Regions from separate parts of the Mus musculus genome. Here all the other regions are linked to region 1. Evidence: chromatin loops called from intact Hi-C (ENCODE). Cell type or tissue: left cerebral cortex. All regions are shown on one strand. Links, peaks and the distances in the headings refer to the core of each region. The heading gives the core; the rest is flanking DNA. Region 1 has its middle 26 kb from the start of Ufm1. Region 2 has its middle 63 kb from the start of Gm31026. Region 3 has its middle 50 kb from the start of Gm31026.

Region 1 (11,057 bases), core at 5,605-8,104:
CAAACAGATGTTCCTAGGACACTGAGAACAATTTAGAGAACTATACATGGAAGCAAATAAAAGTTTACATTTCCTTATTAAAATAAAATGTATAATTCGTTTGTTATATCCTATTATATCATATAATGCCATTTATCTCATTAATGTGGTGTAATTTGGGAAGAATTTGTTCAGAGACTGGAGAAAGAAAACGCTGAACCCTTGGAAGACATGTGGTCTCTTTGTAGAGAGAATTTTTTTTTTTTAACCATCATGATCTGTGAAGGTTCAGAGATGATCATTGCTATAATTCTAGATTTTGCCTGCTGTTACAAAGAAAAAATAATTGGTTTATTTTATTTTTGGGTACTGTCCATATATGATAATTCCCCAAGGCCATGATCTACTGAAAATAGCTTCTAAAATTGGAATTAGTTGGACTATTAAACATCTCTGACCAGCTGCTAGACAGCAAGTGGGCGACAGACAGCCAAGGCCTTTTCAAACAATATTTTTAAATTTAATTTTGGGTGGCAAAATAAATAGATCTAAACATTTGGCTGAGCAGTATCATTTAGTGTGAATGTACATAACACAAGATGAATTCTAATTGATTATATATTCTTAGAGCTAAACAAGTGAGGTCTGTCTGCAGGAAATGAGGGATGTAGGTCTGCACTATTAACATGCTCTAATACCTATGCACATACCTATTTGACCTTCAAATAAGTTCTTATTTGCAATTCCTTAACTCTCATTTCCCCTGAATACCCATACGATTTAACTTCTTAATAATTCTCCTGTGTGGTATAATTTTAATATGGATACAGTTACAATTCCAGAGTTTCTTCTCTAAAAGTTTTAGTAAACTTGCTTTGCATATTGGAGCCCGAAAATGTCCCCCAAATATCAACCTATCCTGCAGAAGGCACAGTCTTGCTTTGATTAGGAAATGTCATCATTTGAACACTTTAGAAACACAGTTAACGCCCTGTAACACCTGTTCCCAGGTCCTTCCATCACAGACGTCACACATTGTTACCTTTTTCTGGCCAATGTAATATGCCATCATCATAGGCAAGATTCCTGGCAGCTTCTAATGTGTTTTGTGCTATCTTGTTCTGATATGTAAATTCTACGTGTGAAATACTTTGAACTATGTCTGACGTTAAGAAGCCAGACCATATTTCTTATTATAATTGAGTCAATTCAACTAAAGATTATAAAGATCTCGTCACGGGATTCTTCAGCCTCCACAAAACAGGTGACTCTCAACTTTGAGTGAACAGTTTTCTGCTACAGATTCAAAGAAGATGAATCCCTTAGCAAATATTTTAAGTTCAGGGTTTCAAATAGAAGCTCTTGGATTTTCTTTCTTTCTTTTTTTTTTTTTTTTTTCAAATTATATTCTGGGAAGTATTTTGACTTTCAGAGTAGATTTAGACATATGAGCTGCAAATATATATTTAAATATCTATATTATATACAGATATACATAGTATTTATTTTACTTTGTTAGGAGAAAAAGATTAGAAGTCAGTCCTGTACGCAAACCTCAGTTTCCACAGCCTTGATTAAAAGGAGACTGGAGGCTAATGAGCCTTCATATGTAACCATCTAGGAAGTTCAATTGCTTTGAAACAGTAACTTAATCCTGCCTTCCCCAGTTATGATGCTTTTCTTTCGCTGCATAAAGATAAAATAAGGACAGTGAACAAAGATAATAAAGATTTATTTATTTTTGTGTGTATGAGTGTTTTGGCTGTAGTTATGTCTGCTCACCATGTGTGCGCCTTATGGTCTCAGGGTCCAGAAGAGGACATTCGATGGCCTGGAAGTGGAGTTACAGGTGAGTGTGAACCCAGGTCCTCTGCAATGACAGTCAGTGCTCTGACCTGCTGAGTCATTTCTGCAGCCTAGGACATAGATTCTTAGAGTGTTTTTGCTGCCTTGACTGTTACTCTCTAAACTCAGCCAACTGGAAAAATAAGAAAGAACAAGGTACATTTCCTGTAACCCTTGCTCTATTGTTCTAATTTCTTTTTAATTGTAAATGTCATTAGTAACGTTTGTGAGTGTGAATGTGTGTGGTTGCTTCAAAGTTCTATAGAAACCTACACACACAAATAAAGACATCATACCACAGCAAAGAACCCAAACCCTCCATTTTTAGATTGCTTCTGTGTTTTGTCATCTCTCTCTCTGAGGATTTTGTCATAGACTTTGTCCTGAGCATGCTCAGTTTGAGACATCGGCTGCATTTTCAAACATGGTGGGCAGGAATGGCTCAATCGTTAGAATCTGGAGTTGTAATTAGACTGTAAGGGTTAGAGTGTGTGCTAAGCAATAAGAAGGGATATTGAGGTCAGCCTTCCTTCCCCACAAGGATAGACGCTTAGCTCTGTAAGGTTCACCTAGCAGCTAACTTCAGTAAGAGTAGTTCGTGTTACACATGTTTGCTCATTGCTGAGTAATATTCCATCACGTGAATATACATAGCCAATCCGTTTCTGTTTATAAACATTTGGGTTTGTTGCCAGTTTTTAACTACTATGACTAAATTTGCTGTTAATATTTATAAACAAAGCACTTTGGTCACAACTATTTTGTCATCAGAAACTTCTAATAAGGGACTTCCTTATTACATCTTCCTGTTTCCATTGGGACAATCCTGTGGTTTTTATGACTTTATTCATATACATAAGCACTTATTGAATGTCCTAGAGTCTCTCTTCCTACTGCTGACAGGAACTCTGCCCACTCTAGGTGACTAGATAGGCGGGGAAACAAGACTGTGATAGGAATAAAACTTTGTTTACCCCCCACCCTCCAACCCCCCCACTGTTTTCACTTGGTGGTAGTCTGGTTGGTGCCACTTGTTGCCCCTGGCAACTTTAAATGACAAAGCATGAGGAGGTCCCAATCCCGAGGGTTTTAGCAATACCTAGAGGGAGAACACTGTTGATTAAATTCAGTCTGCTGTGTTCTTTTCTGAGTAAATCTCTGTGGACAGAGCTATACCTTTAGTGCTGAAGTGAGAGAGAGTCTTACAAAAAACTGATGGGAATTGCTATAAAATCTCTCTCTCTCTCTCTCTCTCTCTCTCTCTCTGTGTGTGTGTGTGTGTGTGTATGCACTCGGGCATGATACATGTTTCCAGGGAGAGGGTTTATCTCATTCCTGTTGAAAGCCAAAGCCTGGTGGTTTCTTTTAAAAGTCTCACCTTCAGCATTCATACAACAACCTGGCTTCCTTGCCTGAAAAGAATCTTTCTTGGCTTCCAGCACAAAAGAATGTTTTTGTTATCCTGTCTTTCCTTTCCCTTCCTTATTGTCCTAAGAGTTAATCCTTGTATACTCTCTCCATTTGTTCCCACCTAGTTATCTTTAGCTTTAGTTCCTTAGACCTGGAGTTTAGTGTCTGCCACTCACATTGGCTCTTATTGCCAACATTTCCTGTGCTTCCTGCTCCTTCTTGCAGTCTGGCCTGTCAGCCATAGGTAGGGATAGACGTTTGGAAATTGTCCTACAGATCTTGGATGACTTTTAAAAATTTATTTCTTCTTGCACTATGTTGAATCTACTGTTAAACTCCTCAGAGACGTTGTTGATTTTTGCCACAGTTAGCAACACATCTCTTTTCCTTTAGCGTTTTCATCTGCCTGAATACCCATCTGTTCTTCCAGGCCGTCTACTCTTCCTCTGCATAGTGAAATATGTCATCAATGGACTTTAAATGCCCCATTTGAGACTCTAGATAGCTGACTGCTTTGCCCTCCCAGCTTCTGTTTCTCTCCAGCCTTTTGCTATGCCTGAAAGAAAATAAAACTTGAGACCTGTGATTCATGTAATGTGTGTCAAATAGCCCAAAGAGTTGTTTGTGAGCTTTGAAACCTGGGGCTGAGAACATAGCAGAATAGGCCAGGACATGCCAGGGCAGGCCTGTCGTTAAGATATTCCTGAGGCTGCTTAGCCATAAAGATAAAGAGAATGACATGCTGGACTGGCCCAGTGCCTCCCTATCTTCCACCCTTTTGACCTAAGTTAAATGTTAACAGTCTGCTGATGTTTAAATGGACCAATCATGTGAGACCTCACCAATTCTTCCCCCAGCCCCACCCCTTTTCTATAAAAACCCCTAACTTCCAAGCCTCGTGGTGGAGACCACTGTCTCCTGCGTGAGATACGTTTTGCCCTGGAGCTCCGCCATTAAACAGTTGAAACCACTGTCTCCTGCGTGAGATATGTTTCAACCCGGAGCTCCTCTGCTATTAAACTACCTCATGTGTTTACATCAAGATGGTCGTCTGTTCGTGATTCTCGGGTGCATGCCGAATCAGGAGTTGAGTGGGGGTTTCCCTATTAGGTTCTTTCATGCCCTGTGTCTTTTTGTTGGGCTCTGGACATGCTATGCTGAGGATAAGAACCCAGAGGGACTTTTGAAGCATGGATTTATGTTATTCTGTTAAGGAGTTAGCAGTGTTTCAGGTTTGTCATCGATATGTGCCATACTGTGCTGCTTTTGACAGTCTCCAAAGTCCTTGGGAGGACTTTGTCTTGTCTTCTATCCTGAATTTGCCTTCTCCAGAGAAAGTTGTGCATCTTTAAGCTATAATCCACCTTTATTTTACTGGGACTTTGCTGGAAGGGTGCAGTGCGTGGGAGTCATCTATATGCTCTTATAACCAAAGGCGAGGCTTCCGTGACTCTGTTTATCTGTTCCCTTCAACCCCCCCCCCCAAACCCCCTGCAGTGTGGAGAGCTTTTGGAGGCCACTTGGCAGGAATCTAACATTGGCCAAGGACAAGGAAGTGGACTTCTGGCAGGAATCTGACATTAAGGGATGACAAGGAAGTAAGTTCAAGAGTCTGATTTTAGGGTTGAACAAAGAAGTAGGCTTCAGGCATCAATTTGACTTTGGACTAGGACGGGGAAGTAGGCTCAGATATCTTGATTATCCTGATAAGCCCTTAGAAACAGTGGTCCTGAGAGTGATCAAGAGACCTTGTTTATTGTCTTGCTTGTTCCTCTTTCTACTGCCACCCTTAATACTTGCATGTAATTAAAATGGTATAAAACACATTGGGGCCTCAGTCTCAGCCTCAGAACTGGCCGGGGTCATGTTACAATGTTGTCTAATTGTCCTTTTTCTTTTTAAACCTCACTCCTGGGCTGGCGAACCTGTTGACTGCCTGCCTGAGAGGGCTTGGTCACCTCAGCTTTCTGATCTAATGTTCCTGACTGACGCCTGCTCTGGTCGCATGGATTGCTACCCTCCTTCACTCAGGCAGACTGAAAGGACACATGGGGGCGAGTGCCTTTCTGCCCCGTGTAGAACTGAACTGTGTTTTCACTAGAAGTTGGTGTTAAAAGAGGGCGTGGACACCTCAGTCTGTCACGTGACTCTAGGGGCCTTTTTTTTTTTTTTTTTTTTTTTAAGTGATGGCATCCTCGTCCACAGCTTCTAGCCTTCCTAGGACACTGTTCTCTGTTTCATGTTGTCCACTCATAGAGGACCGCAGCCTTTCCTAATCAAGCTTTTGAGGTTTGACGTGTGCCTGTCCTCCCACTGTACTGAACAAGTTCATGACTTCCCAACAAACAGGTCATTTTGGTCCTAGATCCAGGAGCTTAGATGCCTACTTCAGGGACACCGAGGCTTCTTTCCTTAGCTTTTCTGTCTAGAATATTTTCAAGAACTTCTTGCATTTCTTCCTGTGCCTTTGGGGCTTTAGAATTGTCATCTATACCCACGTATATTCAGACATCTGAATGGCATCTCTTCTGAACCTTGCAGCTCAAGTGCACCCAGAGCCTCCTTCAGCTCATAGACTGCTTCTGAGCCCATACTCTCACTGGTAGCTGCCTAAGATCCTACTCTAACCTCGATGGTTGTAATACAAATGTCCAGTCTTCCTTAGAGATTCTTATAAAATCTCCCTCAGTTGACTGACTCTTGCACATGCTTTTGAATATTGTAACTTGAGTCTCTACTCTCCTTGGCTCTCATCCCTTTTAACTTTGACTTTAGTCTTGATTTACAGCACAAATGACTTTCATTAGACTTAGTCTGAAGTTTCCAGGTAAATATTCCCCTCTGAGGTATGGCCATTGATTCTGATTGCAACTTTATTTATTTTTTTTTTTTTTAGCCTCTGGTTTTCTCTGGGGTTTTATTTGGAATCACTTGTTGCTAAGGCACAGTCTTGATTAGTAGCCATTAATTTCCTATTCAGATTTTATAATAGTACATCAACAGACTAAAAGGTGAATTTTGTTTTCTTTAATGCCATGTATTTGAAAGAGTGAACATCTCCTCGTGCCTTTGTTCATCACAAAGCTAAATGATTAGGAAAAGCCACCCGGGAGTAAGTTTCTCAAAGCTCCTAAAATTACTGCTTTTTATTTTTGTATGTTTTTATTTTCTCCTTAGGAATAAGCCACTAGAGAGGGATAATAACATGTTTAACACTCTGAATCATGCTCGGGAATGTATTTACTTAAGAAGAAGAAAGAAAAGATTTTTTTACAACAATTCTCTCTTTGAACTTCAAGATTGAGATTTTTTCTTTCTCTCTACGAGAAGTAACAAAGCAGCCATAGAGAGTGGTAAAGTCAAGAAAATTGAAGTTGAAAAAAAATGTAACTGCTTATCAACAAACCATAAATCTAGATAAACTTGAAGACAGGTGATTGTTGAGAGAGACAGCCTTTGGTCTCTCCTGAATCCCCAGTTTGTACTCCATTTCTAGAGTAATGCCTTGCATAAAGGAAGAGCAAAGTAAATATTCATTACAGGAGCTGAAGGGAATACAACACCCAACTAGAAACAGAGAGATTTAAAATGTATCATTACATCATAGCTTTGGCATCCCATGTCCCTGCTTCCGCATAAAGGAGTTCTGCTCTTTCTGAGCACATAATGTGTCTTGGATTTTGGCTAGAACATGATTTTGGTTATTTACTAACAACAGCCATACAACAAAATTACTAGTCTCTTTATTTTCTAGATGTAAAAAAAATAGTTTAAGAACTATAAGCTGTTCAAGGTCATAGAGCTAAAATAGGGAACCTTAGGGACTACATATTCATGTGCGCATGACTCTAGTTTCCATTCTGCATCACAGGAATTCTGGAAAACATAAATGTGCTATACTCAGAGGGTGCTTCGTACTCTTTTGGAAATAAAATCCCGTTAAATGTCGAACGTGATTTTTAAAACTCTGGTAATAGCAGAGCTCCTGCGTGTATCTTGAAAATTTATGTAACTGGTAGCAGGAGTAAGAAAATATCATCTGCAGATACTCAGTATTTCTCACAGAACATGCAACGATGCATTTTTTATTTTCCAGACCTGCCCCTCCTCCCAGTCACAGCCATCTGGCTCCTCTCTACATCTTGCTATCTCAGTAGAACTAAAGGAACAAACAGATCTGCCAGGAGCAAATCAATCTCTCATTATACTCAATGTGTGAAGCGGTGATTCTGACAGTGAGCAGAGCCTTCATATACCGATGTAGTTGAAAACTTGAGTTTACACAACAGAAAGCGTTTTCTTATAGACGAGAAAGGAAGGGAATTCTTGGTTGCGGGACGCTGTGCCTTAATATGGAAGCTTGTTCTTTTCTTTCTTTTTTTTTTTTTTTTTTTTCCATTTTTTATTAGGTATTTAACTCATTTACATTTCCAATGCTATACCAAAAGTCCCCCATATCCACCCACCCCCACTCCCCTGCCCACCCACTCCCCCTTTTTGGCCCTGGTATTCCCCTGTACTGGGGCATATAAAGTTTGCAAGTCCAATGGGCCTCTCTTTCCAGTGATGGCCGACTAGGCCATCTTTTGATATATATGCAGCTAGAGTCAAGAGCTCCGGGGTACTGGTTAGCTCATAATGTTGTTCCACCTATAGGGTTGCAGATCCCTTTAGCTCCTTGGCTACTTTCTCTAGCTCCTCCATTGGGAGCCCTATGATCCATCCATTAGCTGACTGTGAGCATCCACTTCTGTGTTTGCTGGGCCCCGGCATAGTCTCACAAGAGACAGCTACATCTGCGTCCTTTCAATAAAATCTTGCTAGTGTATGCAATGGTGTCAGCGTTTGGATGCTGATTATGGGGTGGATCCCTGGCTATGGCAGTCTCTACATGGTCCATCCTTTCATCTCAGCTCCAAACTCCGTCTCTGTAACTCCTTCCATGGGTGTTTTGTTCCCAAATCTAAGGAGGGGCATAGTGTCCACACTTCAGTCTTCATTCTCCTTGAGTTTCATGTGTTTAGCAAATTATATCTTATATCTTGGGTATCCTAGGTTTGGGGCTAATATCCACTTATCAGTGAATACATATTGTGTGAGTTTCTTTGTGAATGTGTTACCTCACTCTCACATAAAACCAGAGACACTGAAACTTATAGAGGAGAAAGTGGGGAAAAGCCTTGAAGATATGGGCACAGGGGAAAAATTCCTGAACAGAACAGCAATGGCTTGTGCTGTAAGATCGAGAATCGACAAATGGGACCTAATGAAACTCCAAAGTTTCTGCAAGGCAAAAGACACCGTCAATAAGACAAAAAGACCACCAACAGATTGGGAAAGGATCTTTACCTATCCTAAATCAGATAGGGGACTAATATCCAACATATATAAAGAACTCAAGAAGGTGGACTTCAGAAAATCAAATAACCCCATTAAAAAATGGGGCTCAGAACTGAACAAAGAATTCTCACCTGAGGAATACCGAATGGCAGAGAAGCACTTGAAAAAATGTTCAACATCCTTAATCATCAGGGAAATGCAAATCAAAACAACCCTGAGATTCCACCTCACACCAGTCAGAATGGCTAAGATCAAAAATTCAGGTGACAGCAGATGCTGGCGAGGATGTGGAGAAAGAGGAACACTCCTCCATTGTTGGTGGGAGTGCAGGCTTGTACAACCACTCTGGAAATCAGTCTGGCGGTTCCTCAGAAAACTGGACATAGTACTACCGGAGGATCCAGCAATACCTCTCCTGGGCATATATCCAGAAGATGCCCCAACAGGTAAGAAGGACACATGCTCCACTATGTTCATAGCAGCCTTATTTATAATAGCCAGAAGCTGGAAAGAACCTAGATGCCCCTCAACAGAGGAATGGATACAGAAAATGTGGTACATCTACACAATGGAGTACTACTCAGCTATTAAAAAGAATGAATTTATGAAATTCCTAGCCAAATGGATGGACCTGGAAGCTTGTTCTTTTCAACAAATAAGGTTAGGTGCTTCTCTGAGAGGAGACTTCTTTCTGAGAATGTGGAAGAATTTGCAGAGGGCGCGTTTGAAAACTACTGTAGTGGTATTGAAGGAAACTGTCAGAATCCATGGGTGGAAAAATGAGAACAAGGAAGGGAAAAGGAAGAGAAGGGAGTACGTTGCCTCCCTGTTATGATTTAGTGGTTCTTGAATCCACTCAATCACTCCACACTCACCCTTTCAGACACTGTGCAAGACCAGTGAATGACAGAGGTGAGAATTCATGATCATCCAACATAAAGACACGGCCAGTACAAAGACCAGTGAATGACAGAGGTGAGAATTCATGATCATCCAACATAAAGACACGGCCAGTACAAAGAAGAAGGGACGCTAGTGGTTGGGAATGGTGAAATAGGGTGCTGCGATTAAATGTGATTGGCCATCTTCTCTCAGCCAGTGACTTTTAAATAATGTGCTGAGAGTTGGTGATGGGCATCCAGAATAATAGTACTTGGGAAGCAGATGGAAGAGGTTTGCAAAGGGGAGGTTGGCTTGAGATACATGGCTCTTGTCTAGCTGGAAAGCAAGAGAGAGAGGAGGGATGGGGGAGAGGAGAAAAGAAAGGAAATGACAAGGACTTGACTGGAATACCTAACTGTGCCAATTGGAAAGGAGACATTCTAGAAGAAACCCAGCACAAACTTCTGAACAAACGTCTGAGGTTGACACAGAGAGGAAGAATTTCCTCAGTGTGCGTATAGTGTGCAAAGGGCAGGGTGTGAGTGAGGTGGGTGTGCAAAGGGCAGGGGGTGAGGTGGGTGTGCAAAGGGCAGGGGTGAGGTGGGTGTGTAAAGGGCAGGGTGTGAGTGAGGTGGATGTGCAAAGGGCAGGGTTTGAGTGAGGTGGGTGTGCAAAGGGCAGGGTGTGAGTGAGGTGGGCGTGCAAAGGGCAGGAGGTGAATGAGGTGGGTGTGCAAAGGGCAGGGGGTGAGTGAGGTGGGTGTTCAAAGGGCAGGGGGTGAGTGAGGTGGGTGTGCAAAGGGCAGGGGTGTGTGAGGTGGGTGTGCAAAGGGCAGGGTGTGAGTGAGGTGGGTGTGCAAAGGGCAGGGGTGAGTGAGGTGGGTGTGCAAAGGGCAGGGGTGAGTGAGGTGGGTGTGCAAAGGGCAGGGGGTGAGTGAGGTAGGTTGGTGGAGACCTGATCTACAGAGTTGTGGGGCTCTGTAGGTCAGGGCAAGAGTTTTGATTTTTATTCCAGATAAGTAGCAAAACTGTTGAATGTTCAGAGGTAGTTGAGAGCAGCTCTCTGCCTTTCCTTGCTATAAGGCAATAAGGAAGGCTACTTTTTAAAAGGAAGCTTTTAGGGCCAATGGGTTCTCAGGATTGTACATGGCTTCACAGCACAGCAAGAGGTTGGCAGGGAAGGAGAAGGGGGAGAGAGGAGGGGAGAGAGATGGGGAGGGAGGGAGGGAGGAAGGGAGGGACAGAGACAAAGAGACAGAGAATGAGAATATATGCACATATATATTCACATATGTGTGTGCTTTTACACCTGGGTCTGTTTCCTTCTTACAAGATTCAACTACAAAGACTCCACTCTGATAATTCAATCTAATTCTTACACTTCTCAGAGCTTCACTGCTAACCCTCACAGGAAGATTTAGTTTCGATTTACTGAATAGCTCACTATGAGGACTAAGACATCTCAATCCAGGAAGACATTGAGTGTCTAAGACACTGGTGGGACAGTGCGGAGAATGAATCTCAGAGAAGAATCTAGCTGAACAGAACTTGTGACGGTTGTATATACTCACCAGTCTTACAGAGGGGACATGCATGCAGGTT
Region 2 (11,057 bases), core at 4,854-7,353, 98 kb after region 1:
TCTCAAAGCCCACCCCCACAGTGACACACTTCCTCCAACAAAGCCACACCTACTACAAAGGACATCCTTCCTAACAGTGGCACTTCCCATGGCCTAAATATATTCAAACCACCATATAGTCCACTGCAAACACAGATCAATTATTATGAAATATAATGTCTCTTACCCAGAAACTTCAGATTTTAAACTTTAACCTCAAGTACGCTTTAATGTTATGACATTTAAAATAATTGGAGGTGCTTAAGAGACAGTGGTTCCACCCCCCACCCCCACCCAGGGCCCGCCACACACACCCACTGCTTGTCTAGAGGACAGAGTTCCCAGCACCCACATGATGGATTACAACTTCTGTAACTCCAATTCTAGTGGATCTTATACCCTCTTCTGAGCTCTGAGGGCACTGCAGCCACATGGTGCACAGATACAGGCAAAACCTCATACACATAAAATACCTTTTTATTTAAAAAACTGGAGAAACACAAGACATATGATCCCTAAAGTAATATTAGGAAAAATCCACCAAGTAAGAGATATGAAATAGGGCGGTTAAGAGCACTGAATGCTCTTCCGAAGGTCCTGAGCTCAAATCCCAGCAACCACATGGTGGCTCACAACCATCCGTAATGGTATCTCATGCCTTCTTTTGGTGTGTTTGAAGACAGCTACAGAGCACTTACATATAATAAATAAATAAATAAATCTTTTTTTTAAAGAGAGATAAAATAGCGTTTTTAATTTTTTTAAAAAAGTAATTGCATAGACCTTGGACAATTACTAAATTTCAGCACTGAAAAGAAAATGAGGAGGGAGAGATGCCTTAGTGGCTGCCCTATTGCTGTAACAAAACATCATGACCAAGGCACCTTATAAAAGAAAGCATTTAATCTGGGGCTCACAGTTCCAGAATTTTAAGAGTCTGTGACCATTATGGCAGGGAGCACGGCAGCAAGGAGGCAGCCATAACTCTGGAGCAGTAGCTGAGAGCTCACATCGGATCCACAGGTGACAGAGATAGATAACATAAAATGGTGTTGACTTTTGAAATCTTAAAGGCTACCCCCTAAATGACACACCTCCTCCAACAAGGCCACACCTCCTCCAACAAGGCCACACCCTTCCAACAAGGCCACACCCCTAATTATGCCCTTTTTCTTTTCCTTTTTCTTTTTTATTGGACATTTTATTTATTTACATTTCAAATGTTATCCCCTTTCCTGGTTTCCCCTCTGGAAACCTCTGATTCCATCCCCTCCCCCTGCTTCCATGAGGGTGCTCTCCCACCCACCCACCTGCATCCCTGCCCTGGCATTCCCCCTACACTGAGGCCTAGAGCCTTCATAGGACCAAGGGCCTCTCCTCCCTTTCAACAAGGCCACACCCCCTAATTATTCGTAAACAGTTCCATCAACTGTTGATGTCTTAGAAAAGGTATCCAGCTAGGAGCCCAGAGAAGCAAACAGATAAAGCTGAAAAGGACAAGACTCATCATGACGTGCAGTTATTAACTGGTTACATGAGAACAACATGACTCCAAAGTTGGTGCTTTAAGATGCAAAAGAAATGTTGACCCTGGACCCTAGCTCCTGGGTAGGCTGAGCAGGAGGGTCCCAAATTTGAGGTCAGAGAGGCTACATTGCAAGTTTAAAGACAGCCTGACCAGCTTAGCAGAATCCTTTCTCACAGTACCAAAGCTGGGACGCAGGGTAATGAGAGAATACTTGCCTAGTCCACACAAGGCCCTGCATTCAAACTCCAGAATAGAAACAAGGGGAACTATGCAAGATAGACAACTAAGACTTCTGATTACAACACCATGGTTGCTACATAAAGTTGTAGTAAATTGACATTATTAATAGGTTTGTGTTTTCATTTGGCCACATAGTAGTTATCACCAGAAAAGAGAAAATGACTATTTCTAAAAGTTATTAATATAATTTATTGTACGGAACAAAATAGAGTAATTCAAAAGACATGCTAAAAACCATTTTTTGGGGCTAAGATTTAGAATTTTGCACTTTTATCGAGCCTCAGAGCTACAGAGAGATACCTGTAGGAGGTAGGAAAAAAGAGTGGAAGATTTGGTGTACGAGACTCATCCCCCAGATAAGGAGTTATGAGGAATAGAGTGAGAGGCAGGAGCAGCTTGCCAAGCCATTCCCAAGGGAGTCAGGAGAAGGAACTGAGGGTCCCTGTGAGCATCTGGTAGCTTTGTGCTAAGCAGGGAAGAAAATGCCCTAGGGGAGTTATCTCGATCTGGCTAGGTAACTCTGCTTTCAGCACTCCAGAATTCTAAGACCAAAGACATTACTTGTAGATGGCTGGTTCGCTTGTTTATTCCATTTTAATGGCTTGAATAATGAATGCTAGATTTGGATTTTCTTTGTTTGGGTGCCTTTGGGCTTCAATCTTACTCAAAGGAGGCTGGAAATTTAGCCAACTTGATTCTTAAAATAAAGGACACTTCAAACTGAACTAATGTGGCTAAAAATGAGAGACAGACAGAGAGAGAGATGGGGGTGGGGGGGGGGAGGGTGAGAAAAGAAGTCACCAAGACAGCACAGTGTATTGTGAAGGCTTTTTATGGGACCATCCACAGTGCTATAAGGTGGGCCAAGGTTGATGAAAGGAGGCACACGCTTTTCTGCATTTTGATTTTCACAAACTGTATAGATTTTGCAGACACAATGGTAGTCTGCCTTCAGATTTTACCCACACTTGATGGCTTAGCACTTACACTGCTGGAAGTTTCTATGCATGCTGCCAGGGGATCAAAGTAATGAACAGGCCTACAAAGCCGTGAACCTTGGCGTATAAAATAGCAAATAGCTTGGCAACATATCACACTGGAGCACTAGTGGCAAGAATGCTATGTTTGTAACCAAATACTTTCTAATCGATCTTAAAGCCCACTGATACAATTAGCTAGGCCAAAGGTCATAGACCCCAGTGGAAAACATATTGTATTAAATAGAGCTGCCTATAAGTTTTTACCTATAGATTACTATAGGTAATGCCTATAGATTACTCCATCTCTCCACACTCATCAGAGAGCTTCCTTTCACAGCAGATAGCTATTACTATAGAAACCCATGTAAGTCAGTCTGCAGAAAATAAGAGAATGTGGATTTTTCAGCTCTGAATATGACTCTTGCATCGTACACGTTTCTTCCGAGGCTCAGGGAGCATCATGGGAGAGAATGTTGTGGAAAGATTGCAGGTGCTAGAGGTTGAGGTCACCTGCCGAGAAGCAGTGTGTGCTGACTATGACAGGGTCAGTGCCCACATGAGCTCACTGCAGCTGTGGCTGCATGCACAAGACCTGCATAAGCTCAAGCCAGACACAGTCTCATCATAGGTTGAGGAAGGGCTTTTGAAGCCCCACCCCTAGGTGAGGAGCTGTTGTTGACTGATGGCTGGTGGGAGAGCAAGAATCTGTTTTCTTTAGCAATGTGGCTCCCTAGAGGTTTTCTACACTCATGCAGATGGCCCTACATCCATTCACATACAGAGAGCATTAAGTGGACTGAACACACACACACACATACACACACACACACATGGGGGGGGCGGAGAAAGAAATGAAGTTGGGGGAAAGTGGTGGGAAATAGGAAAAGAATGGAAGGAAGGAGAGGGAAAGGGGGTAGACTTAATAAAAATGTCACAGTAGGCATGTATGAAATTATCAATTAAAAATTTTAATACATAAAAATGTATGCATACTTTCCTCTTGCTCTTACAATAGTCAATTTACTGTGGAAATTCATCTACTTTGTTTAGTTTTGGAGATGCTGGGGATTGAACTCAGGGCCTTGTGTGTGCTTGGCAAGCACTCTGCAATTGATCTATGCATCCAGCTTCACTTGGTAATTTTAACTAGCCATCCATGCCAAAGTTCCTCATACTGAACGTTGGTGTGTGTATGTGGGTGGGGGGGAGTGGGGACCTGACATCTGAGGTTCCTGAAATTCAGCCACCCTCAGTAGTTTTCATTTGTCTATGCTGACAACCAAGGCAGCCTGACTGTAAACTGCTTGTGAAAATGACATGATCAGACCTGAACAAGTAAGCAACTGCAGACTATAATCACAACTGGCTCATATTCAATCATATGGAGTGAGTTAGGAGTGTTGTATCTTTAGTTCCCACTGTGGATCCAAGATTGCATGCAGATAATAAAAAGTCATATAGATGACTTTATTATCTACATACGGTCTTGGAATATATGAAAGTCAAGGCAAAATTAGGGGACAAAGGAGATGAACAGAGGGACAAAGTGGGATAAGCAAAGGACAATGGGGATGCAGGGAGGATGCACAACTTAGAAGAGGTGCTTACATAGAAACTTGATAAATAATTGAAGAGACTGTTTGGATAGAATAATATTTTCTCTGACTGGATGGTTTCCTATACCATAAGCAATTTCTTTGCCTAAAGCTGGCCTATCAGGCTGAGTTGAGTATCTGAATTTTCTCAAAGGTATCTTAGTATCATCTCCCCGCAGTATTTCCTTTTCTCTTCATGCCTATCCCTATCTCTACAGTACAGTCTATAAGCTTACAAATACTCTGAGAATACTGTGCTCACCAAAGCCAGGATCTATGCAAATCCATACAACAGGCATTTCCATGCCTCTTGACGTCTTTTGCTTTGCAATATGTGTTGAATACGCAACCAGTACTTGCTGAATGGAAAACAAAATAGGGCACATATTATTTTTTAGTAGCTACAAAATGAACCAAATCTACTATGAAATAAGTAAAACCAATGGCCATTTTTGACAATTCATCTTGAATAGTAGCTATTTCTGGTGTAAAACTGTCTGTCAAGTCTATGGGAATTGGCACACTTTGGTGGAGGAGAAAGGAGAAAGAAGGGTGAATTGTTCTGGGGGAAAACCACAAATCACCGTGTGCTTCTAATACCATTGAGTCATCCTGTATTAATCATCACCACAGAAAAATCTGTTATGTCTAAGAAGACTGACACGTTCCTTGGATAGCCAGCTGCTGTTAGTATGAAGGTAACATTAACCATCATAGGGAGTGACAACAAATGACATTTAAGAATCAAATGCCTGTGACTCAAGGATGAGCTAAAACCAATGATGAAAACATGGAAGGCGCTGCTCCCGAGACCTTCTTCCAACTCTTCCCCATTTCATTTGATGGATCTCAGGTCAGCACCTAATCCTCAGCTTCTGAGACTCTTGGGATTGCCCTGCCCCAGTTCCAGTGCAGAGACAAGGAAAGCTTTAAATGACTACTGCCTGGCTTCAACGAATACCCTTCCCTTCTTTTAGAATGGGACGCAAATGCTTTTCTCTGCTGAAGTCTTCCACAGTGGACTTCTTGCTTCTGGTTTCTGTTTTTATGACATCTGATTCATCCTAAGCACTCCCTACCTCTGTCTCAATCACAATATGCAATTACTTCTGGGGGCTGTGTTTACTGAAAACTCACAGGCTAAAATAGAAATGAACGGTAATATTCACAATGGGAACAATTCAACGGAGCTGCTGTTCCTGTTTCCCCACTCTCTGCTCCATGGCAAGGCTGCCATTCATTCTCATTTTTTTTAAAGTAAGCACTTGATCTGCCAACAGATCATTTTAATTATTAATTGCATTAATTGGGTATAATAAGTTAACAATCGCATGGAAAGCAGAACAGAAAAATAAACTTCCTAGGTCCTTGCAAGGAATCGGCCTTGACGAGAGCCAGCATCGCTCCAGGTATGTGCCAGTTCCTAGCACATGGAGCTTTAGGAAGGATGCCAGGTGACCAAGGCAACAAGCTCACCCTACAAGCGTCACTACTGACATTTGGGGCAAGAGGACACTGAGACTATGGATGGCCAATAGAGTTGGGCAGCTGGTACCTGGCAGAGCCTAGACTCCTATCCACTGTTGTCTACTCAGGCTGAAAACGTTCCTTGCCTTTCAAAACATTTTATTCCTCACAAAGTGTGATATTTTAATCTGCACAATAACTGTGAAGATGTAATTGAGGCTTTTCGAAGGAAGAGAATTAAAAATTAAGCCTTTTCATTTTGTTTTCGGCTACAAATGTCAGGCTCAGATGTTTCTCACTGTATATCTTCTTGCCAAATATCTTAGAACTTGTAGCAATTATTTTCTTCACTGAAGAGACTAAATTTCTCCATTTGGTAATTTTTTTTCCCATCTCATTTTGTTTCTGGTTTACACTTTCATGGAAATGCCTTTAATTCAAAAACAAATATGGTATAAACCTGAATTATAGTTGTCAGCCTACTTCCTTTACAGCCTGTCACAGTTCCAAACCGTGGCTTGCTTTCAGTTCTCTTTCCTCTCTCTTTCCAGTCTAGATGGAGGAGTATGGGCTGTCAGGCCGAGTCAACAGAGCTTTCACGTACATTCACCATGCTACAACTCTTTGAAAAATCCCAACACGAAGACACCACGACGGGTAAATACCCCATGTTCCGCACAGAAGACAGATCTCAGCGCCAGCTCGAAGCATTTGTTCTTTCTATAAATACTTACATTCATCTAAATTTTAAAAAGAAACATGCAAATTAATGCAATAACTCTTGTCTTTTAGGCAGATATTTTCAAATGTGCTGTTACACTCTCGTCTCTTCCATGCCATAAATAAATGTCAGCCCTGAGAAACATGGGTCAGACTGAGGTCCCTGACCTACCAAGTACAGCTCCAGGTGATCTTTAGATGGACGCACGTGTAGCCACTTAAGTCTGATAAGCGCTGTAAGCTGAGATAGTAGAGGAGAGCAGGACCATCGTTAAAAACACTGGTATTTTGAGACAATAAATTGTATAATCTGAAATGTATTATCAGAATCTCCCAAGTGAAAAGAAATTGAGAACAATCTGACCTGCCACTGTTTATCTTTCATAACCAATCTTTTCACAGACAAAAAATATGATGCTTGGGAAAGAGAAGTGTGATTCCTACCCACTGTGGGGGACAGGGTTTTCCTAGCCAAGATTAGACCAGTGCAAGAGGAAGACCCTGTTGTGTTGTCGGTATGAATTTCAAGAAATTAATTAAAATTACAATTAGATTTAAATTAAAATGTAAGAATAATTACAGTATTAAATTACAGTATAATTGTAGCAATTGTGTATTGTTTCTGTTCCCTTCGTTTTAAGTGCTAGGTAAAATAATATAACACAAACTTGAAGTCACAGGTGATCTGACATTTAGGTCTAAGCAATTGTCCTTTGATGAGGACACATCTGCAAGGGCAGAGGATGGGTGGAGGGTCCTTTAGGCTGATATACACAGAGTTCAAGTCCAAGGCAGTTCTATCTTGGCCTCTATTCCCAGTGCTATGTGGACTCCAGTGTAGGCTGGAGAGCAGAGAGTGGCTTGCTATGACCGAGACTAAAAGTATCCTTCCACTATGTTAGGGGGGCTCAGGGACACTGGTCAGGAGGTCAGGAAATGTCCTCCTAATGACAGCTAAATAAGGGCTGGGCCAGGAGGAGAGCAGCAGAAACAAAACAAAATATATGCAATATCTTATTTTAAAATAAAACCAAATTCATCAACCATCCAAAAACATGTTTTCAGCTTACTTCATCTCATTAGCCAGTTATCTTTCTGTCATTCTGAGCCATTGTGAAGTATGGTCTCTACCTTGCTCTTATTTTTCACCCAGGAGTGATTCTCCACCCCTGCCTCATATTGTTCCCAAGTGTACAAGTCTCTTGGGATTGGACTCAGCTTGGTTAATCCTCATTTGCAGTCTGCTAGACTAAATAACCCCCTTTAAGTTACCATTATTTATGACATTTTGTTCCACTACTTAGACTGTAAAAACTGCAGTTCAAACTAATTTGTGTGAATTCTCAGGAGACATACTTACACTCCCTCCCTTTGTTGCTTTCTCTAAATTTTGCCCTTCTAAATCATGCGGGACTTTTAACAGCGCTGGCTCCTCTTCATCATCAAACTAACTGCCTCTCGAAGCTTGACACATTCCTGTGGCTGTGCCTTTTACCTGTGTGATGACTCAAATCTAATCCAAGATTTCTCTGAATCAAGACATACGTATCTACAGTTGGCACCTAGTAACTGATGTTTTGAGACAATCCAAAGAGGGTTATCCAAGATGGAGTCATTGTCTCCCTGGCCTCACTCTTCCTGACTGAAAGAAACCCTGTCAACTTTTATATTGTCTCAGAAGATTGCTCCACAACCCTCTGCTGCACAAATTTCAATGTCCTATTATTTCTGCCTCTATCACTTAGTAAATTCTCCCCTTGAGTTTACATTTCCACTGTTAGCTGTGGGCTTCTTGTCTTTAAGATTTTGTTGCAGTGGGATTATAAATTCAGTGATAAACAAGGCCTTGGTGTCTTGGGAGAAAGGGCAGTGAGACCGCACAGAGGAGACATTGAGCTCCTGACAGTGTCTGCCTGCTCCACTGGGCAGTCTCCAGGTCATGAAGTAAGGGCAAAGATTCCAGCACAGTTTGATGGTCTTCCTGAGCTAAAGTGGAGCAGAGGTCACACAGGACCAGAGGGACTTGGACAAAGGAGCATTACCAAGACCCATGGAGAACACCAAGGCCGATCTTCAAGGTTTAAGTGGAGTCATGAACAGCACAGGTTTGTGAGAACATTCTTTTGTTCAAGGAAAGAACAATCCAATAGATTAGGGAGAACAGCATTTATTATTTACACCGGACACAGTAATACATAATCATTCCAGACAAATGGAGAAACCTAATTATCTATGAGGCAATGGGTCAAGTACACAGAGAACCTTTCTTGCTTCAGAAATGGGGAATAATTAGAATTAGATCAAGCCCTGCTTCAAAGAATGACAGGTACCTTAACTGCACTGTAGACCACAGCTCAGTAATGTTTAGAGATATGCACAATGACTAGTGCCCAGGAAAGAAGCAGGTATCCCATAATATATCAGGTATGCAATGAATCAGAAAACTGTGATTCATTATGAGAAGGCAAATCAACTGAACTCAGACTAGCACGTAAAAACAATCATTATGATTGTTCTACATGTTTGGAAAGGAAAGTGATGAGATTATGTGAGGGGAAGGGGACACTGTCAATAACTTTCTGTAGAGAGGGTGTGTCTGTTAGACTGTGGGTAACAGCATCAAGCAGTACACTTTAAACATACACAGCTTAGTTTAAGTTAACTTTATTTTATGGGCTAGAGTTTTTAAAATGTAATTTCCACAAGGAAACTCAGAAGGATAAAGAGGAAGAGAAGGAGGAGAAGAAGGAGAAGGAGAAGGAGGAGGAGGAGGAGGAGGAGGAGGAGGAGGAGGAGGAGGAGGAAGAGGAGAAAAAGGAGAAGAAAGGGGAAGAGGAGGAGGAGGAGGAGGAGAAGGAGGAGGAGAAGGAGGAGGAGGAAGAAGAGGATGAAAAGTAGGAGGAGGAAGAGGAAGAGAAGGAGGAAGGGGTAGAGGAGAAGTTAAACATGAACAATTATTGACTGATTTTCTTGGCAATGGGGAATAACTTGGCCTGATCAGGTGGGGTGGGTTGTGGCTGGAGTTAAGCTAGACACAAAGCATGTCAAGACCAAGCCCAGAGCCCCACCTTGGGAGGTCCCTCTCTGTTGGTGCCCCAGAGATGTTTCCCAAATGACTTGGAATGTAGTGCCCCAGGCCTCAAAGAAAAGAGGTAGATGATGGTGCTCATGGTCATCCCCTCCTGGGAGCCATGTAGAAGTCCTACTGACTAGCCAAGGAACAAGATACTTTCTGCAGGTGAGAACGTCTCCTTCCATCAGATCTCTGCCTTCCTGAGTCTCAGATGCAGGGACCTCCATCAGTTTCACTGTCTGATTTACTTGAGTATTGGAATGTTCCTCAGAATAGCTAGGCAACATTTTTCTCGGGTATTAAGATATTTTACAAATGCATGTAGTTGAATGTTCATGAGGGTCAAAAGAGTGGTTGGTGTCTTTGTTACTGTTTGACTGCTGTGAAGAGACACCATGATCAAGGCAACTCCTATATAAGAAAGTATTTGACTGGGGCCTAGCTTACAGTCTTAGGTGTTTAGTCTATGATCATCTTGGTAGGAAGCAGACAGACACTACACAGGAGGAGTAGCTGAGAATTTATATCCTGATCCACAGGCAGCAAGCAGAGGCAGAGAGAACTGATCTGATCTTGGCTTTTGAAACTTCAAACTCTCATTGACACACTCCTATAACAAGAGTACCTTTTCTCCAACAAGGAGACATCTTCTCCAACAAGGGCACACCTCCTTCATCGCAGACACATTCCTCCTAGGACACACCTACTCCAACAGGGCACACTTCAGATCCCTTCCCAAACAGTTCTACTAACTTTTGACTAAGCATTCAAATATACCAGCCTTGGGACATTCTCTTTCAAACCACCACAGGTGGAGGGAGAACTGTATCTCACAAAAACAGAAAGCAAAGGGGCAGGATGTCTCAGCAGTTAAAAACACTTGATAGTCTTGGCAAAGGACTTAAATTCAGTTCCCAAACACCCACATGGCAGTTCATAACCATCTGTAACTCCAGTTCGGTAGGATCTGATGACCTCTTATGGCCTCTGAGGAAACTGCTGGCATGTGCTGCATGCACGTGCGTGTATGTAAGCAAACAGTCACACATAGAAAATAAAGAAATAGGTAAACAAACAAACAAATACTAAGAGGGCAGATAATCACTTACCTGAGAAACATCTTGTCCAGGAGATGCTCTGTCACTCCATGTGCGGCCCCTTCATCTTAAGAAAGACTATTGTAATTGAGACAAACACCATGGCTTTTTGCTCTTCTTGGGACCTAAAAACACTTGTAATGATATGCCCTAATTTATTCTGTTTGGAGGTTAAATAGGATATTGATTTTTTTCAGACAGAATAATAAGCAATTTGTTCAAAAATCTTATTCTCTCTACAGAAAGTGGGGCATCAGTAGATGCAATAAAAATTAAGTAACTGTTTCATACCAGAAATCGTTTTATCTCAGCTCACGAGGGAGAATTCACATGCTTCAGTGTTTGAGAATATGCAGGGGGGTAACCCTGAGTTGTTTT
Region 3 (11,057 bases), core at 3,927-6,426, 84 kb after region 1:
GCTTCAGAGAGCAGAGAAATGAGATCCCTTCTTGATGGCTGCATTCCTCATACCTCCTTTCTTGTACTATTTCTTGGCCACATTATCATTATTATTATTATTATTATTATTATTATTATTATATTTTCTTTATTTACATTTCAAATGTTATCCCCTTTCCTGGTTTCCCCTCCAAAACACACCCTCCCCATCAACCCTCCCCCCTCCCCCCTTCCCCTGCTCACCAACCCACCCACTCCCATTTCTGGCCCTGGCATTCCCCTACACTGGGGCATGCAGCCTTCATATGACCAAAGGCATCTCCTCCCATTGATGTCTGACTAGGTCATCCTCTGCTGCATATGCAGCTGAAGCCATGAGTCCCACCATGTGTGCTCTTTGGTTGGTGGTTTAGTCCCTGGGAGCTCTGGAGGTACTGGCTATCTTAAGGGTACACAGAAGACAGGAAATAAAGGGAGTTTGCCTGGTTCTTGAAGTAACCACAAAACGAAAGAAACCAGAAATTTGAAAGCTGTAAAAAAAGGGGGGCCCGGGCCTGGGGCATGCAGATCATCAAGTAAACACTCACGCATGGAGTTGTTGATGGCTGGTTTTGTTATGTTGACACAATCTAGAAAAATCTGGAGATTCTCAAAACAAAAACCCTCCTGTAGGCAGGTGGGTCCGTGGGTGTGTATGTGTGGAATTCCCTTGATTATGTTAACTGAGGCAGTAAGATGCATCCACGCTGTGTGGGATCAGGTCCTGGGCAGGGTGTGCGGAAATGGTTAAAGGTAGAGTATGTGGGCTGAGGAAAGCACTCGGACTTTAATGCATGGCTTCCAGCACTTGACTGTGGGCACAATGGATGTAAGCAGTCGCTGTAAGTTCCCACTGCTTTGCCTTCCCCACAATGATGGACTGCAGCCTACAATTCTGTGCCAGAGAAACACTTTCCCCTTAAGACGCTTTGGTTGGAGGATTTTATCAGAGCAATAGGAAATGAAACCAAACCCTGGGCAAGGCTGACAACCCGGGTGAGCCTGATTTCCAAAGCCCTTGTGTAGTGGGAGGAAAGAAAACAATTCTACACGGCTGTCTTCAGAGCTCCACATGGGCACGATGGTACCTATTCAGGCCCAGCCCCCTCTTCTCCATACAAACATGTATGAGAAATGATTACCACCATTTTAGAGAATGGGAAATTAAAGGAGAAGGAAAGCAAAAGATGAGTTTAGCAGAAATGAAAGAAAGTTTTACAAGGGAAAGTCAGGACCAAGGATGTGAAGAAGACCCAGGCTGGAAGTAGAAAAAGAAAAGAATTCACTCAGGAACTAGGTCCAGACTCTTGCCACCAGTGACCTCAGGTGGCATTGGGCAGCAATAAGACAGTCTGATGTGCTCAGATGACCAGAGAAGGAAGCAGCACTTCTTGGTACACAAAACCAAGGTGATACAATGAAAGGTGGCTTGTGTGACATTGGTGCTCTTAACTCAGCAGCAACTTATTTTTGGTCCCCTCACAGTTCTCTCTGGTGACTGAGATGTTTGCATTGTGGTCCCTTAAAGCCGACGATGTCTGCAGACAGGGCCAAGAGGAGTTCTGAAGCAGAGGAAAAGGATCACAAGAGCATTCTATGTTAAGGGGATGTAAGCCACCGTATACTGTAGAAGGAAAAGCAAGACTAAAGACAGAGTCAAACTAAATGACTAAACGTCTAAGCTGAGTGGGCACTGCGTGTTACAGACAGGAGTTTTTGTTGTGTTTGCATCCACCACAGGTGCACTGTGGTGACCCCGTGCCCACCAGAACTCCAGCCAGTCTGCCAGTCTGAGAAAGACTATTGCAGACACTGGACACAGACAGATGGATGACTCTGGCAAGTGCTTTTTATACTTTTCCCTCTCACTAGACAAATTCAGGAACTTACAAATAACACTATAAACCTCAAGTTGGGATCTTTTCAGAGCCCAAAGCAGCCTACAGTCTTACAAGGAGGGCACTGTCTCTTGTGTGAAGATTCACCTTGAAGGATTGGCACCGGCTCATAAAGGCAACAGCCAATTATCTCAGAATCCAAGGAGTGGGCTCATCAAATGAAGATGGTGAGGTGACAAACAATTGTAGAATTTATAACGCAGTGGGGAGCAGAAGGGCAGACTACAGATACTCTGGTACACTCAGGACAGGACATAGAGCAGGCTCAGTACATGCATATGTAATCTCCAAGGTTCTACAGCGAACTGAGAGGCTAAGACAGAACACTGGATAGAAGCAAGTGGGTCAGGTAGCCCAGTGTCCCCTGCACAGTAGAAACAAGAGAGGCTCTCCATCAGGAAGAGAGAAAAGGAGAGCAGAATCCTGAGATGTTGTCCTTCTGCCTTCATATGTACACAGTGGCACACATGCGTGTACACATGTATGCACACTTTGAAACATAATAAAACAGGGCTGGTGAGTGGGCACGGTAGGTAGAGGTGCTTGCTTGTGGGTCCGATGACTTAAGTGTGTTTCTCACACTACACAAAGTGGCAAGGGGAAACTGGTGGCAAAGATCTGTCTCTGATCTCCATGCATGCACTCCAACACACGTACAAAATAAGTAACATTTTAAAACATGGTAAGAGAAAAGGCTTGTGTGAGAGAGAGACAGAGACAGAGAGAGACAAAGACAGACAGAGAAAGACAGAGAGACAGGCAGACAGACACACATAGTCAGACACACACATACAGAGAGAGAGAGAGAGGCAGACACACAGTCAGACACAGAGAGAGGGAGAGAGAGAGGCAGACAGACACACATAGTCAGACACACACATACACAGAGAGAGAGAGAGAGAGAGACAGACAGACAGACAGACAGACAGAATTTGTCTTCAAAAAGGAACTAAAAACAATAAAAAATAGTTAACAGTTTTGCTAGGTTCAAAGTAAGAGGCACCATAAATGGACACCGCCTTCCCTGGAAGTGATGGTACCAAGTCAAGGGAAATGCTCAGTTGTGTTGGCTTTATCCTCTTCACAAAGAGGACATGTCTCACAGAAACCATGGGAACAAAGATACTGCTGAAATCCCAGCACAGGGAAGAGGATACATAGTTCTGCCTCTTCAGGGCTGAGCACTTCTCAGCTAGAGCAATACCAGGGTCCAGAAAGAGATTAATGTAGAACTAAGTTGAGCAATGTAGTCAACTGGAGAACAGGAGACTTGTACTTAGGATCCAAAAAAGTAATTGTTTTCAATAAATGAAAAATGGAATACATGTGAGATTTAATGCGAGCCCTGTAATCATTAGAAATGCATCCATCTCTCTCCCTTTCTCTCTCTCTCTTTCTCTCTGTATACTCTGTATATATGTGTGTGTGTATATATATATATACTTCTGCTGAAGGCTTCTTTTATTCTAGTCAATGAAATTCATGGATTTTTGCATTTATTACTCACACAGTTATTTTCAGGGCTGATAAATACTCTAGTATCAGTACACTATAGCTTATCTTTTTTCAAAGATCTTTAAGAGAAGTAGTCTTATTTGCACTCATAGTATATGAAAGACCCAGCTACTGTGCATTCTTGCCTGCCTTTGATTTTACTAGTCTGCTTCTTTTTTTTCTCTGTGCCTGGGGTGGGGGAGGGGGTTGAGTAGCCATTCATTTTTAAAAGCAATGGTCTCTGCTTCTTCTGTTGTGAGATGGTCTAATATGGGATTCAACTCACAGGCTCATTAGAAAGACTAAATGAGAAATATCCAGAGCAACGGAGAAGGTGATTTCCACATCCCCAGCAGCCAACATTGTTAAATAAAATACCCACAGGAAGAGCAACCACAAGGAAATAAGTCCTCAGAAGCATGAGGAAAATGTACTACCTGGAGGATAAGTTTCTAATGCATGAACCAAAAGATTCTAGAGGTGAAGATATGGACCACAGGAGGAGCTAATAAGAACCATTCACGCTGCACATGGCAGAATCAAGATAGATGCTTGCCTAAAACGTGAACAATTTAAAGACATTTGATTTTTGTTCTCTGCTGCTACCTACCCAAAAGCCCACATGTTACAGAGCCCAGCTCCAAGGTTAGACTATTAGGAAGTGGTAGAGTTTTGAAAGTTAGGGGTGAGCAGAAAGGTCATTAGGCCACGGGGGGAGGGGAGGGCATGTCCTTGAAGGAGACAGTGGGACCCCAGATGTTTCCCTCCCTAATTTTTTGCTTCATGTTCGTAAGGCTCATGGCCTTTGCCCTACTCCACTTCCTACCATGATATATTGCATCTAGATGTGCCCCAAAGCATGGGAACCAACTGATTATGGCCAGAACCTCCAAAACTATGATCAGAATTACATATTTTCCCTTACTGCTAATTGTCAGGTGTCTGTGTCAAGCACTGTAAAGTTGACTGACTTATGCTCTCATCAGAGGTGGTGCATTGGTTAAAGTTAGCTAGGACCGAGGCCAGCAAGATGACATGGTTCATAAAGGCAATTGATGAAGAAGTCTAGCAGTGTGGTTCACCTCTGGTGGAAGGAGGGAACAGATTCCACAAAGCTGTTCTCTGGCATGTGCCATGGTACCTTACACAGAAAAATAATAATGGACAATAATTTAAATTACCAAGATGGAAATATACTTTTAAAATGTTTGTGATAAAATACATTCTTTTATTTATCAGTAAGACATTTTCAAATATGATATATATTTTTTTAAAAAGCAAGCAAGCAAATGCCATGTATAAAATGGGATCCATTATGAATGTGGAATGTGCAGAAGTCAATGTATCTTTGATGGCATTCCAGTCTCTAAGGCCTGGACAATCTCTGCACAAGCATCCTGCCCATTGGGGCAGGTTCTTCCCACAGTAAATCATTGGTAAGAACTCTCCTAAGACTTCTGTCTATGCCTTATGGAATTCCTAGGCCCTGTTCTTGACTTCCATTATCAGCATTGCTAGCCTAAGGGAGCTGATGGGCTTGGTACCAGGGCTTAAGTGCAAACTCTTTGAACAGATTGAAACAATAGAGCTTAATCATTTTTTTTAAATAATCAATCAAGCAAGATTCTTCTACACTTATCAGCCCTGTTTTACTAAGAATTAAGGAGAAAATGGCTGAGTTTACTGTTATAACAGCAACATCATAAAAATTAGTAATATCTTCAACTGCACTTATAAAATTATGATGTTGACAATTGTAATCATATACATGCACTTCTAATCGAGGAACTGAATGTCCTTCCTTTTGATAATTAGCTTTAAGTGAGGTAGCAGAACAGAGTGTTTGTAGAAGGGGATGAAGGAGATTCAAGTTTTATCTGAGAAACAGGAGGTGGAGGCATTGGCAGGCTCAGTTTGGCCAGAAAACAGCAAGGCAACAGCTGTCATTTCCTCTGCTAAGAACTAGAGCTAGATCCAAAGCCAGTCCAGTTGGGGAAGGAGATGCTAGCTGAACGAAGGGGGACCAGAGCCCCTTCTCCTTCCCCATCTCTTCCTCCGGAGTTCCATTTCTGCATTACCTTTGCACGTTTCAAGTTGCTGCGATGTTTACCTTCTTGTCTGTTATTCTGAATGTGAGCTGGAGCAGGGAGGGCGTGTCTGGCTTCTGTGCACATCCCCCACCATCGCCAGGGCCAGGTGCAAATGCTTGAGAGACGTGTGTTAAATCAAGTGGAAAGCATTCTGAGAAATAGAGACGCATCCAAATGTGGCTGGATGTGTTTACAGGGGCTGTACCCAGTTCCTGGAGACCATCACACAGGCTGAAGGCAGACACCGTGGGCAGCACTGGGGAGCTTGTTTCCAGCTCTAGCTGGGGGCAGCTCAGCAACTGTCAGTTCTGTGAGGCGTGAGGGTTTTGGGTAGGATTTGCAGTATAATTCTGAGTTCTTCCTAAGTGGATACAATTTCAATGGTGCGTTAGATTTTTTTTTCTTTTTTTAAATCAGAAAAACAAAAACATCTTGGGAACATTAGTAGAGACTCTTGCAGGAAGGTCCAAGTCTGTGACTAACTTGCCACATGAAATACATAATGTCCTGGAGGTAATATTAAGTGAATCACTCGTTTTATTTTTCTAGAATGTCAGTTTGTGCTATTTTTCTTAAAACCATATGTCATTATGAGAAAATATCAGACCTCACATTTAAGGCTCTTTCAGTATTGAATAGGATTTTTAAAAAAAATTTTTTTTTTATGATCAAGACCATAATATTAATCCCCACTGCTTAGAATGTTTGTGTGAGAACTAGAAATGACGGCTAAATGTACCCGTCCACACTGGAAGGACCAAACCCTTCTAATCCTACATTCAGGACATTTTCAGACGTAGTGGGAGGAGTCTTGTGATTTAACACCAAACTTCTTCATATTTTCATTTTAATTATGTTTGCACATATTAGCTTCTGTTGGTTAAAAATCTGTTTTTGAAATATATTCCTCACATGAATTTCCTGTATATGTAAAATCATGCCTTGTTTTTTTTTATGCAGATAATTTCAATCATCTGTATGTTTCTTTAACCTTTTTCCATCTCTTAAAATGTAGTTTATTTTCTAGCTGTTCATGATTTTGCCCCAGGGCGCTGGGTCAGTGTGTCTTAAATACTTACGTTTTGGACAAACTACCCGTGAGGAAACTAATCAAGTTATGGATATAACGCATATGAAGAAGAACAGCCGCACTGGCAGTTTCAATATAGGCTCCATCTCACGGAGTGGCCTGAAGGGGAAATAAATAAATAGATCAATAAATAAAAATGAGTAAGTGGTTGGTTACTCCCAGAACATTTTTGCTAATATTGTACCATTAGAGCTTTCAGGTAAATCACTGTTATAGGCCACTGGATATTTATTTTATTTTACTTATTTTAATTTTTGGCACTCTTTATCTTATTGGGCTTTTTGTTTTTTATTTTTTATTTGTGTGTGTGTGTGTGTGTGTGTGTGTGTGTGTGAGAGAGAGAGAGAGAGAGAGAGAGAGAGAGAGAGAGAGGACATGAAGTTGGGTAGGTAGGGAGGTGAGGAAGATCTAGGAGGAGTTGGGAGAAAGGAAGTGATATAATCAAACATATTATATGAAAATATGATTTTCAACAAAAGATCTATAAGTAAAAACCTTTGAAAGGAGTGATTTTCAAAATGTACTAGGAATTAGTTACATAACCACATACATTCATGATGGAATCTGAAGATATCAAGACTGTTTAATCATAGATAATTATTTGCTATGGGAGATTACAAGTAATTTTTAAATCTCAGATAAAAAAGGCCAATAGATTTAATCAAGACTTTCTTTGTCCTTTTCATTTGAACAAGTAAATTCACTTTAATTTTTAAAAAGTGCAATACTGCCTAGTTAGTGGCATATGGGAAATTTACACTCATTTTGGTGGGTGTAACTTTTCTCTACTATGCATTTTACAAAGTAAAAGTCTCTCCTATTTTGATGCTCTCTCCTAAAAATGCTGTTCTGTGTTCCAAGTTGGTTCTTTCAGACACAGTGGCTGGTAAGCTATCTATAGGATTTCTGGTTCCATGTGTTGGTTGACGCTAATTGAAGAGTGCTTACAACATTTTATAATTCAAAGTAGAAGAGTCTGGATACTCTAAGTTTGAGAAGAACATTCTGACTTGGGTCTTGTATATGCACAATTACTAATAATGTTTTCATTTTATTTCCAGTGCATCCCAACTAAATGATAATCTCAATGGCTGTGTCATTTACAGGCCACCAACAGAATTCAAATCATCCCAGCACCAGGTTGCTTTGCACAGTATGACAGAACAGCTGATCCACTGACAACTTGAATGAACTAATTCTCCTGTGAGCGCTATCTCCAGTTGTGGTGTGGAGGTGTCTCCAGAGAGCATCAGCTAAGGGGGCCTGACAGAACAACAGATGAAACAGGAAACCAGCTGTGTGTCTGAGGCCTCTTGCTCTACTCGGCCATGAAGGAGTTGGGTATTTTGTCACAGTGATGAGAAAACCAACTGATCCCCATGTCATGGGTCCCGGCTACTGAGACTACCCCTCGGTCTAGCTGCACAAGCCTCCCATGGTGACTGGCTGGACTCTCAGGACTTGCGCATGGCTTGCTGGTTCAGAATGACATTTCAGCAAGATCTCAAGAGGCTTCATGTCTACAAAACCCAAGGAAACTACTCTAGAAAACCACACTGTCCTGACAGTTGTTTCAGGGTGTTAAGACTGGTTGGAAAATATTATAACATCTTTCTAAAAGTGAAAGTCTTCCCATGTTACAAAATATTTTGTGATCCAGAGAAAAAACATCAACCTCTTATGTTAATTAATCATTGTTTAAAAATTCAAATATATCCTTATTTTATAATACAGATAGTATAATTGTACATTTAACATGTAATCACACTTTTCTCTAATATCATTTTCATAAATTTTAACTTTCACTTGTGTTGAAACCAAACATCATTTGTGTTTACACATTTAAAGCATAAATAATTTTGAATGTATTCATTTTTTGAAATCTATGAAGTCCATGATATATGAAAATAACCAACTATCAACATGTATATTTTTGTTCTCTAATTGACAGGTGTGCCGAAAAATTGATTAAAATATTTGTAAAAGTAACATTAGATAGAGTATAAAATAATTTTTCAAAGTATGAAAGACAACAAAAATGTTAAATATTTTTATGCTTGAAAAGGAGTAACTGTCAGCTGGCCACAAGTTCGTTCTATCTATCTATCTATCTATCTATCTATCTATCTATCTATCTATCTATCTACCTATCTATCTATCTAGAACTGTGCTACCAACCCTCCATCTTCAGACCATGGCTTTCCAATGTTATTTCATGACTTTCACAGCTTCAAGGTTCATTCTGTCTCCTCCACCAACAATCTGCTGCCTGTGTAATTGCCCATGTATATTACTACAAACTGAGCACATGTGTATTAATGTTCTCCTTTTCCTTCTGCACACATATTTTAAATCAAATATTGAGACCCTGTTATTAAAGTAGGCCATGTGACCACACTGACCAATAGAACTTTGTGTGAAATTCTTCTTTGTTTCCTCTCTGCTTGGCCTCCAGAGAAGCCCTCCCCATCCAGCAACCTTGGCATATTTTCTCTCTTACCAATGCAGCTGGGTGTAAAAGAATGCATTATATTAGAGACTGGCAGATGACTAGATTCTAGATTCCTGCCTGAGTTGCCAGTTGGAGGAAAGCTGACCTGAAAAGCTAATGGAACGCTATAAAATAAGTCAGGTAGTAACTATTACTGAGATAAAGTGTCGGACTCTACTCTCTGTAATTGTTGTGGCATGTGCAGTGTGCTATGGTGACCTACAGAGGTAATTGCTACCATACATCACAACACCATTATAAGAAAAAGACCAAACCAATACATACCATCAATTAATATACAAGATGAGGTATATAGCATTAATTGCCTGAAGGCAGAAAATAGAGAGAAATAGCAGGGTAGATAGTTGAATGTCCATGGCTTATATTTACAAAACACACAACTCTCTTACCTGCAATTCAGAGTATGTGCAATGAGCCAACTCTGATTAAAGCTCTAAAGGGGAATTCGTAAAGTAGCGTAGGAAAATGCTCAGTGATAAAAGTCCACTGTGTTTGTCAAAGGCCATGAGAAAGGAAATGCACTTGGTAGAGAGAACTGGATTGCTTGGAATGAGAACTAGCATGAAGAGTGTCTAGAAATTCAGGGCTCTGAAGAATTTTTTTTTTTAAATTACCCACACCACCCCAAAATAAAAGGTGGAACTTTAAATAGTCTTGGACATTATTAGCTAATAACATTTCTGATTTGAATTAATCTGGATAATTATTAAGTTAAGGTGGTAGCCTTTGTGGCTCTACATGCAGGTAAAAAGGGGCATCCACAGCTAAGCTCAGATAGCTAGCCATTCTGAGGAAGCTTAGAAACAAAACAGTAGCAATATTGGTTGTTTAGTGCGATGATTGGCTCTCACCCCACCTGGCCTGGAGAGCAATTCCTCCTACCTGTGATCACACACTATAGCAGCAATACTGACAGTTTAACCGGATGATGGACTGGCTGTCACTCCACCTGGCCCGGTGAGGCCTTCCTACCTGTTAGCTAGCACACAGCTTCTCTTTCTTCCCATGCTCCGGTCCTGCCTCTCCTCATTACTCGTTCACCATTTGGCCCCTCAGCTGACATTTTATTGATTAACAAATTAGTTTCTGGCAGATCAAGACTTATCTCAGGGCCTCAGGTGGACAGTGAATCAGACAATAAACTCTCAGAGTTCCCATATTACAGGAGGAATTAGGTTTAACTTTGATTCACGTGTCCTACCAGAGTCTTGAGCAAACTCAGACAAGAAAGGAGTATCTTTTGGGTCAGGCATGTTTATCTACCAGCAGAGCCAACTTCCACGCATGTCTCTATCTGAAACCACACATAGACCAGAGCGCTCTATCAAACCTCCAACCTTATGCTCCTGTGTACTGTTTATAGTGTTTTACACAATATTCTTGTGATTCTAATACAAGCTTCGGGATTCTCATTCGGACACTTGGCATTTCCTCTTTTGACTCTTACTCGGTGTTTTGAGAACTTACTCTGTAGTGGAGACCCACAGAACCTCAGTGAGATTCTTTACTATAGGATTTGAATCACCATTCCGTTATCTGTAGAGCCAGGAGAATGAGAAGGCAGGAGGAGGAACCCAACTCCATGCTGGGCCACTGAGTGAGTTTTCAGGCAACTGTGGAGACCCTGATCATTTCCCCTACAGCCTCCTTCACAGCTCATTTCTTAGATAACTTTACTGCAGGAGACTCTAGAAGGCTCTTTTCAAAACACTGACCCGATACTTTGCTGAGCCATGTAGTGTGTGTGTGTGTGTGTGTGTGTGTGTGTGTCCCCATCCCGGCCATATAAAAATGACTTGCATGCAGCATTTGGCTCTTGGGCCATAGGTTTAAAATTCATTGTTTCATTGCTGCTTCATCTCAGGCCTCTGGGCAGACTGGACAGCTGTGTAGCTTGTGCTGTAGTAAACGAACCAGGGTGCTCTTAAGATTCTCGGGGTGTCTTTGCTGTCC

The links. A loop is a pair of places that touch in the nucleus more often than their neighbours do. Peaks named below come from ENCODE experiments on the same cell type or tissue, not always from the same donor. Only the 100,000 strongest peaks of a DNase experiment are listed, where the experiment ranks them.
Region 2: it touches region 1 in a loop (4-fold over the local background); 2 of 42 quality-filtered maps call a loop at or near these places.
Region 3: it touches region 1 in a loop (6-fold over the local background); 2 of 42 quality-filtered maps call a loop at or near these places.

The regions. Positions count from the first base shown.
Region 1 is chr3:53,883,991-53,895,047 of GRCm38, forward strand. No RefSeq gene overlaps it. Among named protein-coding and RNA genes, the nearest start is that of Ufm1, 26 kb to the left of the region's middle. In left cerebral cortex, for the core only: no CTCF peak of the experiment used is centred there; DNase peaks (open chromatin) are centred at 6,891 and 7,334; H3K4me3 peaks cover 386 bases; H3K27ac peaks cover 969 bases.
Region 2 is chr3:53,982,632-53,993,688 of GRCm38, forward strand. No RefSeq gene overlaps it. Among named protein-coding and RNA genes, the nearest start is that of Gm31026, 63 kb to the left of the region's middle. In left cerebral cortex, for the core only: no CTCF peak of the experiment used is centred there; DNase peaks (open chromatin) are centred at 5,871 and 6,423; H3K27ac peaks cover 596 bases.
Region 3 is chr3:53,969,694-53,980,750 of GRCm38, forward strand. No RefSeq gene overlaps it. Among named protein-coding and RNA genes, the nearest start is that of Gm31026, 50 kb to the left of the region's middle. In left cerebral cortex, for the core only: no CTCF peak of the experiment used is centred there; DNase peaks (open chromatin) are centred at 5,388 and 5,742; H3K27ac peaks cover 616 bases.